Regions from separate parts of the Homo sapiens genome. Here region 1 is linked to region 2. Evidence: chromatin contacts called from ENCODE Hi-C data. All regions are on one chromosome and are shown on one strand. The core of a region is the stretch at or near the end of the contact, and the rest is flanking DNA. Distances in the headings are between cores, read along the strand shown.

Evidence for each region. Hi-C counts contacts between places; a loop is a spot of excess contacts on that map. Pooled maps may share reads with other maps.
Region 1: a loop to region 2 is called in a pooled map of ovary, with 6 times the contacts of the local background. The contact joins two enhancer-like sites. A Hi-C loop is called at or near these places in 1 of 50 pooled maps.

The regions. Positions count from the first base shown.
Region 1 is chr14:101,368,072-101,373,584 of GRCh38, reverse strand. No RefSeq gene overlaps it. Among named protein-coding and RNA genes, the nearest start is that of LINC00524, 37 kb to the left of the region's middle. Within about 2 kb of position 4,229, at least 3 of the 41 ENCODE cell types and tissues checked have a DNase peak (open chromatin) inside an H3K27ac peak, as active enhancers do.
Region 2 is chr14:99,965,792-99,970,851 of GRCh38, reverse strand. No RefSeq gene overlaps it. Among named protein-coding and RNA genes, the nearest start is that of EVL, 97 kb to the left of the region's middle. RefSeq lists a silencer at 1,886-2,180 and an enhancer at 2,238-2,847. Within about 2 kb of position 3,696, at least 3 of the 41 ENCODE cell types and tissues checked have a DNase peak (open chromatin) inside an H3K27ac peak, as active enhancers do.

The DNA of each region.
Region 1 (5,513 bases), core at 2,980-5,479, 1.4 Mb before region 2:
GAGTTCTGTTCCCACAAACCAAGGAATGCCTGAAGCACCAGAGTCTGAAAGGGGCAAGGAGCCTCCTCCCCTGGGGTCATGGGAGGGGCACACTCACACACAATGAAACACAATCCCCATGTGATTCTAAATCGTGGCCTCTTCCATGTTCCAGAGGCTCAGCCAGGACTCAGGAAACGGGCAGCAGAAAGGGAAGTTGGAGGGCCGGCCTGGGCAGTAGAGGGAGGGTCGGAGGGCCGGCCTGGGCAGCCCCGGCCTCTGCTGGCTCCCTCTCTAATTCTGCTCTCAGCCTTTCCTCTCTACTGAGAGGCTCTCCTCACTGCCTTCTGCCCCTGCTCACCCCGCTGTGGTCCTAACGTTTTTTTAGGACCAAGAGTGGTCAATGTTTATTTTGAGTTCTGAGATAGGATGGATGACCACCGCTGGCTCACAGCACTCAGGTAGGGTTGCTGAAAAGCTCAGCGTGGAGCACAGTGGTCCCCTGGAACCCTCTTCCCACACCGGGCCTCTGGAGGTGGCCTCAGGGGTCGCTCAGAGCCTGGGGGAGTGCAGTGTGGCAAGACCTGGATTATTACGTCAGGAAATCTTTGCCCCACGGGCCATGCAGGTAACCACACATCACCCTCTGAGTAAGTCTCCTCAGCTGCAAATTAAGAAACAAGGTGCCTCATGAGATTGACCTGAGAACTAAGTGAAACAAGGGATACGAACCACTTTATAAACATAAAAGCGGTTGCCAAATGGAAGCTTTTATCACTGTCATCTAAGGAGCTGCTAATATGGGTTAGGTGTGTGAGACCACACTCCAGTATTTCCAGGCTCCACATGCAAATTGTCCACTGGACACCAGCCAAGATTTTCAGGGAGATGTCCGTTGCCCCCCAGTCAACTCAGCTCTTGCAGACGAGCCTGGAAATGCAGTCTGCACCCCACCCTGCCGCTCAGGGGGACCTACTTGCCATCTCTGCTCAGGATCAGAGGAGCATCAGACCCCTGCCAGAGGCCATGGCAGCGTGGGGTTGGGGAGGCTGACACCTGTCCCATGTTTATGTGGAGCGGGGGCCAGCCCACTTTCTCTGCAAGGGCCAGATGGTGAACATCGTGGGCTCTGTGGGTCTCTGTCACAGCCGACAATTCAACTCTGCCACTGTAGTGTGAACACAGCCATAGGTGATATATAAAGAAATGGACGTGGCTGTGTGCCAATAAAGCTTTATTTACAAAAACCAGGTGGTGGGTTAAATTTGGCCCTTGGGCCATAGTTTGCTGACTTTTGATGTAGAGGGGTTTGGGGAAAACTTTGGCTGAATTTTATTTTTTGGAGTAGTTTGATTCTTGAGATTTTCATTATCAAGCTAAGTCACCAGTATGACACAACTCGATGCCTAGGAATGGCGACTTCTTTGATGAGTGTCTCTTCCAGGAGAGCCACCCAAGAAGGAGAGTTGCATTCACTGTGTCTTCAGTGACCAGGTCTTGCTTACAGATTGAGGGAAAGCCTTCGCCGTGCCAGGAACTGGGACTTCTTTCCCGAACTGGAGTGTGCGAGTACTGCAGTGGCCTGACAGCCAGTGGTTTCTGGAAGTGAAACAGAACAGAGCTCCTGCAGAGGAATTTCTGATTCTACTTTTCCTCCAGGTCCGACAGAGCAGAGAAAGCCAGTAAACATTTGCCAGGTACATGGTGGGGCTGGCGAACATTGTTGGCTAATTCACGTTTTTATTCGAACACAGATGGCTGGGCCCCTAGGAAACCTGGATGTTGTTTCCCTGTTAGTCTGAGTTCAGAAATACTCCCATGTCACCAACTCTGTCTTTGTTCTTATTATAAAATTATTACTAATGAGAGCGGCCATTTATGAAGTCAGTTCTCTGAGCCAGGCGCTGGGCGAGGCACTTTGCATTCATCTCAGTCTTGACAACAGTCCGGTGGAGGTAGGAGGTCTTGACCCCGTTGACAGTGAGGAGTGGAGACTTACCAGGTGACACAAGTGCTGTTCATCAAACAGCTGTTGAACGATGAGACTGGGAGTGAGACCAGCTTTGTTCACCTACGAAATCTATGCCTTCCACAAAGCCATTTCCACTGGGATCTGAGAGGTGCCTCCGGTACCACTGTATAGTGAGCCCCATGGCCTAGGTTTCCACTGGGAAGACCCCAGCTCCAGCCCTCCTTCCTTTCCTGTCTGGGTCCTTCCCAAGCTCTGCAAGAGGATGTGCAGGGTCAGCTGTGCAGAGTGTGTGGTGGATCCTCATCATGGCTCGAAGCCCATGTTGATGTGGACATCGCCCAGCTGTCCCGAGGTCTCCAGGGCTGATGTACCTCATGGGACCCAGTGTGCCAGCCTAAAGAGCTTTGCCCTACCCTGCTGGGCACCTGCCTCACTTCTCCATGACACCTCACTTCTCCATGGTGCCTCCCTACTCCTCACCCCAGCATCCTTCTGTCTGTGCCCAGGGCCACCCATGTGTGCTCCTTACAAGGTGCCCTTACCACACAGAGGCAGCTATGTGTTTCCTCCCCAGCCAGACCATGAACGCCGTATGTCTGGGATCTGGGTATCTGTCTCTGGGAATCCCCCGTGCCTAGCATGGTGCCTGATGCACAGTAGGCTCTCAGCCTGTGTTTGGTGACTGCACAAATAGATGTGTGAACTTACATGAGCTCTCGCGTGACATGATTTAATGTCATTCTTATAACAACTCTGAAGTGGGCAGAGTGTGTATGACTGTCCTCCCTTACACAAGAGAAAACAGGGCCCCTTCCGTGGGGCTGGCTGAGGACCCGATGGTGGGCCATAGACCAAAGTCATGGTACCGGTGATTGCATTCCTCCACAGAGCTTGCAGCACATCTGAGCACTGATTTAGGTCTTGGACCCAGCAGTGTGCATCATTCTTTAACCTTTACAAGACTGTAGAAGGCTGGTCTTACCTTATTCCCATTTTATGAAGAAACCAAGGCACAGAGAAGCTGAATATTTTGCCCTGGTCCTGTGCTCCCTGAAGCTAATGCCCAAATGGGAACCCTACGCGAGGGCACAGTCTCAGCCACGCGGCCCCAGGCGGCAGTGAGAATGAAGAGAAACGCCTGGTATGTGCTAGGCTGGGGCCTGGAGGCCCCTTCCCTGGCTTCTCCCAACCAAGAGCGCCTGTTTCTCAACACCTGCCAGGGACCGGGTTGCTGGCAGAGGGCATGGCCAGTGTTGTGACCTTGGAGATGGAGAAAGGAAACCAGTGCTGGGTGCCTTCCTCCCTAGCATCCCCGGGAGCCCTGGTCCTTCTCAGAGTGGCCGCAGGAAGCCTGGTGTGGTTCTGGATGAGGTCTGGGAGAGGGCGATGAAGGAGGAAGAAATGGCATCCCGGTGAGTCCTTTCCTGCTCCTTTAAGGCTTATGGAGAAAGGAAATTCATGTGGTGGCGAGGACGAGCTGACGTGGAAAGATTGCTGGCTTCCAAGCAGGAGGCTGTGGTTTCAGACTCTCTGATTTTGTGGCCTTGGGCTTGTTTCTGAACCTCTTTGAGGCGCAGTTGAGTTATTTGCAAATCAGGGATACAAGTACATGCCCTGCAGGTCATCTCTGACGCATTCTTAATTCCAGGCTTTGAGGATGCTTTGGTGGCCTCATTCACTGGGACTTACTAGCGGGCAGAGGTTGTGATTATAACGGAGGCCTACAATGCACGGGGTGTTTCATCCTCACCACCGCCTGGGAGGTGGCCATGGGTATTTCCATTTTACAAGTGAGGAAAACTGAGATCCCAAAACATAAGGGGTGTGCTTAAGGCCATACGGATCTAAGTGGCAGAACTGGACTCCGGGCCCAGCCACGCCACGGGCCACCTTCTCTCGGCCTGGCCGCCGCTCACCCCAATGCAGCATGTCCTGTGCCCGACTGGACTGGCCAATTCCAAATATGCTTTGAAAAGATTTATTAGACACATCAGGAGTTTTCATCAGCTGGATTTTTTTTTTCCTTTCTGGGTTGTTATTATTTTGCATCAGGAAAAAAAGGAAAAGAATTTAATTCATCCTTAAATGCTGGGAAGAAAGAATGCAACAACAAAAAAACACCACTGCCAGGGAACAGCATGAAGCCAGAGGGTGAGGAGGGTGAGGCCTGACAGAGTCCACCGGGCGGGGATGCAGAAAAAGTCTTGCCATTGGCGGCTGTTCCCTGGGGGTTCACGAGGCCCTCTTCACGGACCTTCTTGGCTGGCGCATGAGTTCTCTGGCCAGCTGGCCACTTGGTAAGTGTCCACAGGCAATGCTTGCTGTAAGGAAAATTAGAGGCACCCAACTCTGAGTTTAGAGGGTGCTATGGCTAGAATGTTTGTGTCTCTCCAAAATTCATGTTGAAACTTAATCCCCAATGCAATAGTCTTACGAGATGGGGCCTTTAGAAAGTGATTAGGTCCTCAGGGCTCCACTCTCACGAATGGCATCAGTACCCTTATGAAACGGCTCCAGGGAGCCTGATTGTCTCTTCCGCCCCTTCGTCCGTGAGGACCTGGGACAAGCGCCACCTCGGAAGCAGAGAGCAAGCCCCTCCAGATGCTGCCTCTGCCAGTGCCTTCATCTTGGACTTTGCAGTCTCCAGAATGGTGATAAATAAATACCAATGATTTAGAAATCACCCATCCCAAGATGTTTTGTTACAGCAGTAGGAACGGATTAAGACAGGGGACCATGTGGTGTTTGTGTGACAAAATGTTTCTGGTTCTCAACTGGAACAACTGCTGGGCACCGAAGGCCCAGGAGGGAGGCAGGCAGTGGGGTGAGTGCTGCTCCCCACACCAGCCCTTAGGACAGAGGTAAGCAAGGGCGGTGCCTGCACCTTCCATTTTTCTTACGTATAATTAAGGGTCCCAGTCCCTGCCTCAGGGAAAATAGAGAAGAGAAGAGCCTGTCTCCGCACACAGTGGTTTATATGTAAATGTGTGTCTAAGGCCGTGGTCCTCACCAGCTTTCTACCTGGGGCCGGGCCACATAAGCATTCTGAGCACATGTGTTGAGCTTATTTGTGAAGAAAGGAAGTTGGCTTGTATATGGGCATCCCACAGCCCTGTCTGGTTTTATGATTTCATGCCCTATGCATGTGCACGTCATTAGATATTTGACCAAGGGGCGCAGCAGAGGGACACTGACCACTAAAAGTGCATCGTCACAGAGGCTTCCCAAATTCCGCCTGTGTTCATGCCCAGCCCCGTCACTTCCCTCTGTTTACTGGGCCATGCCTGCTGCCTTGGCGTCTGCCTCCCCATGTCCAGGAGCTCCCTGTGGGCAGGAAGCTGTGTATGGCTCCTGTGATCGTACCGAAGAATTCAGAGTCATTGCTACACTAAGGACAGCCACGTGCCCACCCAATGGCAACCGGGGCATAAAACTGCCCAGCAGGGATCAGCACAGAACACTGATGTGCACGAGGGGTGCTGGAGAAACCCGCTCGCCCTCCACGTGGAACCCAGGGCACAGTGTGAGACGGATTTGGACAGATGCCCTGACCCTCCGTGGG
Region 2 (5,060 bases), core at 2,447-4,946:
GTGTGTAAGAAGACACAGTTCCGGCCCGGCGTAGTGCCTCACGCCTGTAATCCCAGCACTTTGGGAGGCTGAGGCGGGTGGATCACCTGAGGTCAGAAGTTCGAGACCAGCCTGACCAACATGGTGAAACCCTGTCTTTACTAAATACAAAAAGTTAGCCCGGCGTGGTGGCACGCACTTTTAATCCCAGCTACTTGGGAGGCTGCAGAAGGAGAATCGCTTGAACCCAGGAGGCAGGGGTTGCAGCGAGCCGAGATCTTGCATTCCAGCCTGGGAGACAGAGTGAGACTCTGTCTCAAAAAAAAAAAAAAAAGAAGACAAAGTTCCTCATGCATTACCAGTATGGGCACTATTGCCTCCCTTCCCCGTGTCACAGAACGTTAATAGCTACCTTTTGAAAAACGGTCTGAACAAGAGCATTTAAGGCGTTTGTCAGCGTCTGGCAGTTAGGAGGGCAATGAAGGGTCGCTATTTTCCTCCTGTCCAGGATTGAGGAGAGGCTGTGTGTGTTAAGCAGTTTTGTCCAAGATATAGTAAATGGTGGAGCCAAGTCTCAAGCAGCGTTTTTCTGACTCGGAATCCCAGTGCCCATGCGTTCTAGTTTGCTGGGGTTGAACATCAGTGTCATGGGCTGCAGTTTGGGTCTCTATGTGCTTCTCTCTCTCCCTGTCTCCTTGTACCTCCCTCACCGTGTACAGGTATTTAGAGTTCCCTAGCGATTGGTTGTAGCACCTCCACTTTCCTTCCTGTATTTGTTTAAGCCCAGAGTTGTCAAACCTGAAAGGGTACCATGATCTCCTACAGCCCTGGTAGCAGCCCCTGAGGGTGGTACCCTCTCATAACCTCATTTGTCCCTCTCTTCACAAGTTCAAGAGTGGTCTCTTTGCTACAGGAGAGTCTTGTTGCATCCTAAAATTTACTAAAATGCACAAGCCTCAGGTCACCTGGGGACATTCCAGCTGTGCTATGGAAAGGCAAGGTTAACCCCTGGTCACTGCCTATCAAAGTCCTGTGCTGAGACCTTGGGATACAGGCCTGCTTGTTTGCAGCCTGGTTTATTGATGCTCTTTCAGCATGTGGCCCACTCTGATCTCCAGATCAGGTATTTTCCCTGCTGCCCTGAAGTCTGACAAGTTGTTACCGTCTTGCTCCTGGAGAGGTTGTTTCTTGCAGCTGATGTTTGTTCATCAGAGGGCTTCATGAGCTGCAGGAGGAGCTGAGAGACGACAGATTGGGACCACTCACATCCTATCCTGTGCCCTGCTTCCACCTGAGTGGGCATTGGTCTTTGTCTGACAGACCCTGGGATGCTTGGGGAGTCAGAGGCTCCTTGTGTTAATCCTCCAGCTCACACCTCTCTGACCTCCATTCCTCCTCTGGCAGGTGGGAATCCTAAAGCCCATCTGGCAGGTGCTGCTGAGGCTCAGATGAGATGCCGATGTCCACACAAAGTAGATCCCGAGAAAGGCCTTTTCTGCCCTTCTTCAGTACCCTCCCCCTCGCCTCCCCTCCCCTCTTCCTTAACGAAACATAATTTGAAACCACAGTCTATTTGGCACGTTTTGCATTTTCTGAACAAAGGCTTTATTCCTTAAAAGTACATGAATTCATGTTTTCCATTCTTCTGATAAAAAGAAAATTAACATTTGGACATGTGGCTCCCCCGAATGACTTATTTCTGGAGGTCACCAGTCCTAGGATTTGGAAAGTTTCCTTGCCAGAGTCAGTGATTTCATGACATCTGATGTGTGTGGGTGCAGGACACTCAGCCAGGCTGACGACCCATGCCTCCAAGCGCTCCTGGGCTGGAATTTCCATTTGTAAGGGAGGCAGGAAAGATGATTTTGGCTGTTTGTTGGGTTCAGGATAGTCACAGAGTCACAGATAACAGAGCTAGCAAGTCTTCAAAGGGCATCTCATCCAACCTACTTGTCCAGAGGGTGATGAAACTGAGGCCCCAGGAGGTCACACAGGTGACTGGAATAAGAGCCAAATGAGCATGTATTTCTGCAGACTCCAAGGCCTTGGACTGCCTGCCCAGTTCTTGAAGTTTTTCCAGCCCTGGGGTCACTGCTGAGGAGCCAGCTCCATGGACCATCTTCTCCATTGCTTAGTGTTTGCCAAAACGAAACTCACCACAAATAATGGAAAGAAACACAGTTGCTTTCGATGATTCACCAATGAGACCATGTCTGGTTCACATTAACCAGCATAAGTGAGTTACAAATGCATGCCAGAATCCAAAGTAAAGCACGCTTAGACAACCACAGATGTCTCAGGGGTTTGGGGGACCACCTGTGACCCTGTACCCCTTTTTCATTCACACCATTAATTTCATTGCCCAACTCAGTTATTACCAGCAGTTGTTTTCCTTAAACACAGCATGGCTAGTTTTCCTTCATTCATCCATTCGTTTAATGTGCCTTGCGCTCCTCGGCACGTGTCTGCCTCCTCTCCTGCCCTGCTCACTGCCTCAGCCTGCCTGGCAAATCATCTTCAATCCTGCTATGTGTCAGGTCTCTCCTGGACCGCTCAGCACCACCCTCCCCCACCACAGGCTGCAGGCTCCTTCTCTACACTGTTTCGGGGTCACACGCCTGCCCTCCTGCATCGGGATTGTCTTCTTACTTGCAGGCTCCCCAACTAGGCTGTGAACTTCATGAGACCAGCAAGCGAGTCTCATTCCTCTTTGTGCTGCCAGCCTCTCCAGCCCTGTGGGCTTGTGACAGTGCAGAATTGAAGGAATCCTGCGTGAGCGCCGCCATTCCAACCCAAGCAGTGCCCTGGGAGGGTCAGAGACCACTAGCCTGTGTGCGCGGGCATTTTTGGCAACTACGGCTCCTGCTTGTGTTCTATCTGGCAGGAAATAGAAATTACTTCTGGTCCATTTTGGCTTCCACACCTTGAAGATGGCCTGTGGGTCAAAGCTGGAGCTTTTTTTTTTTTGGTTCTAGCAATTCTGGTGCCTCAGCCTCCCGCCACCATGCCCACTCAGCTTAATTTTTTTATTTTTAGCAGAGATGGGGGTTCGCCATGTTGGCCAGGCTGGTCTTGAACTCCTGACCTCAGGTGATCCACCCACCTTGGCCTCCCACAGTGCTGCGATTACAGGTGTGCGCCACCGTGCCCGGCCTGGAGCTTATTTTAATTTCACCTCTCTCGGGCTCCCCCACTCAAAAGTGATTTCCCTAAGATCATGTTTTACTGGCTTTGAAGGCAGGAGGGGTGACTCTGGGATGAGGGCCCTATAGTCATACCGGGGAGCACTCCAGCCTTCTGCTGGGGTGACTTAGAGATCTGGACCCATCAATAAGAAGCGTGGCCAGACGGGGCTGGGGGAAAATCTTTGCTACCTGTCTTGTGGAGGGCAACTTCTTAGTGCCACTGTTTGCAAGGAGAAAGGAGGACCTAGTGTTACCGGTGGAGGGTGTCCAGGTTCTTCGCATCTTGAACAAAGAACTGGACAAAACACACAAACAAAGCAAGGAAAGAATGAAGCAATAAAAGCAGAGATTTATTGACAGCAGAAGTATACTCCCCAGGGCGGGAGCGGGTGAGCATGGGGGTTCCAGAGCCCCATGACAGAATTTTCTGGTTTTCCTCTCGCAAGGCCAGAGTCCCTCCGCTAGAGCGCTTCCCGCCCGGCCTGGCAGTCGGAATCCCGGGTTCCACGCAGGAAGGGGAGGGGCCAGGCTCCTCCCTGCTGCAAACCTTGTGAACTTCCCGAGGCTCCCCCTCAGTGGGCAGGCTGGCTGGAGTTTCTCCAGGGACCTGCTCCCACCTGGCTGTGTCACAGGGCTGGGCGGGAGCAGGCCTGCTGTTCTGCAGCCAAGTCTGAGTGTTCCCACTTTATGGGAACTTAATGTCTCCACTTAATTGAAGAAGAAAACTAAGCCAAGTACATGCCTGGGACAACCAGCCAGCCATCCTAGAGAGGCCTAAGGGTCCCCCTGGAGCCCGTGCCCCTTCCCAGGAGCCCTGAGGCCACTGGGAAGGGAAGCCCCATCCAGCTCACACCTAGGAAAGCCAAAATCTCTCCTCACTCCCAGCTAGTCATCGGGTCCCAGCTTGGGGGCCCGTTCACCATCAGCTTTGGGGAAGAAACTTCCCGCTCACTTCTCCTGCCTGCTGTCTCGCAATTACCGTGGGGACTGTGGCAGCCAGGCCTTTGTGGGAGCCGCCGGCACTTCATTCGCAAGGAGGCCGGGAGGCCCGGGCATCCGAATGCGAGCAGACGTGTCAGGGGTCGGGGTGTTGGGAAGTTTAAAGGCTGCAGCCTCCCCACCCAGGGAGGCACGGTCTTCCCGCCAGGCTGCGCAGTCAGAATGTGGCATGTCTAAAGGAGGGAATCGTAGAGAAGTGATGAGGAGAGTCAAGAAGATCTTGCCTAAGAGCAATTGGAAAACAAACAAAAAAATCTTGAGAATAGAAAATACATTATTTCAAAATTAAGAAATTAATTAGAGGCAGTGAAAAACAAAAGACACTCCTGCAGAACAAGGGTCAGTACACTTTCTGCAAAGGACCAGCTGGTAAATAGTTTTGGCTTTTTCAAAGCCATGTGGTCTGTCACAACTGTGGCAGGCCAATTCTCCCTGACAATCACACAGACGGGCCTGTATGACAGTCGACAGACAGGCCTGCACAGCACCCCAGTTACACAGATTTCCACAGCGCTGCCTTAACACTGAGCAAATAGTTAAACCTAGGGCAATCGGTGCCCAGACATCAAAGCTACAAATAAAGCATACGGTCAGTAGAAGCCTTGCATGGGCTTCTCCCTAACCTGGAGCAAGTCAAAATAATAGAATCTAACATTCCTAGTGCCAGGACCTGCCTCGGGTCGACAAAATCTGAGACGAGTCAAGGTAACAGAGGCAGCTGTTTGAATAGATTCATCAGAGAGTCTAAGGCAGCACTCCAGACCAAGCTGTAAAGGAGATAAGATAGAAATAATCACTCTGGTACCACAGGAGACAGGCCTTGAAGGTACTGGGGCCCACACAGCTTAATCAGACTTAGCTTGTTTTTTTTTTTTTATGTTCCAAATGTGATGGGTT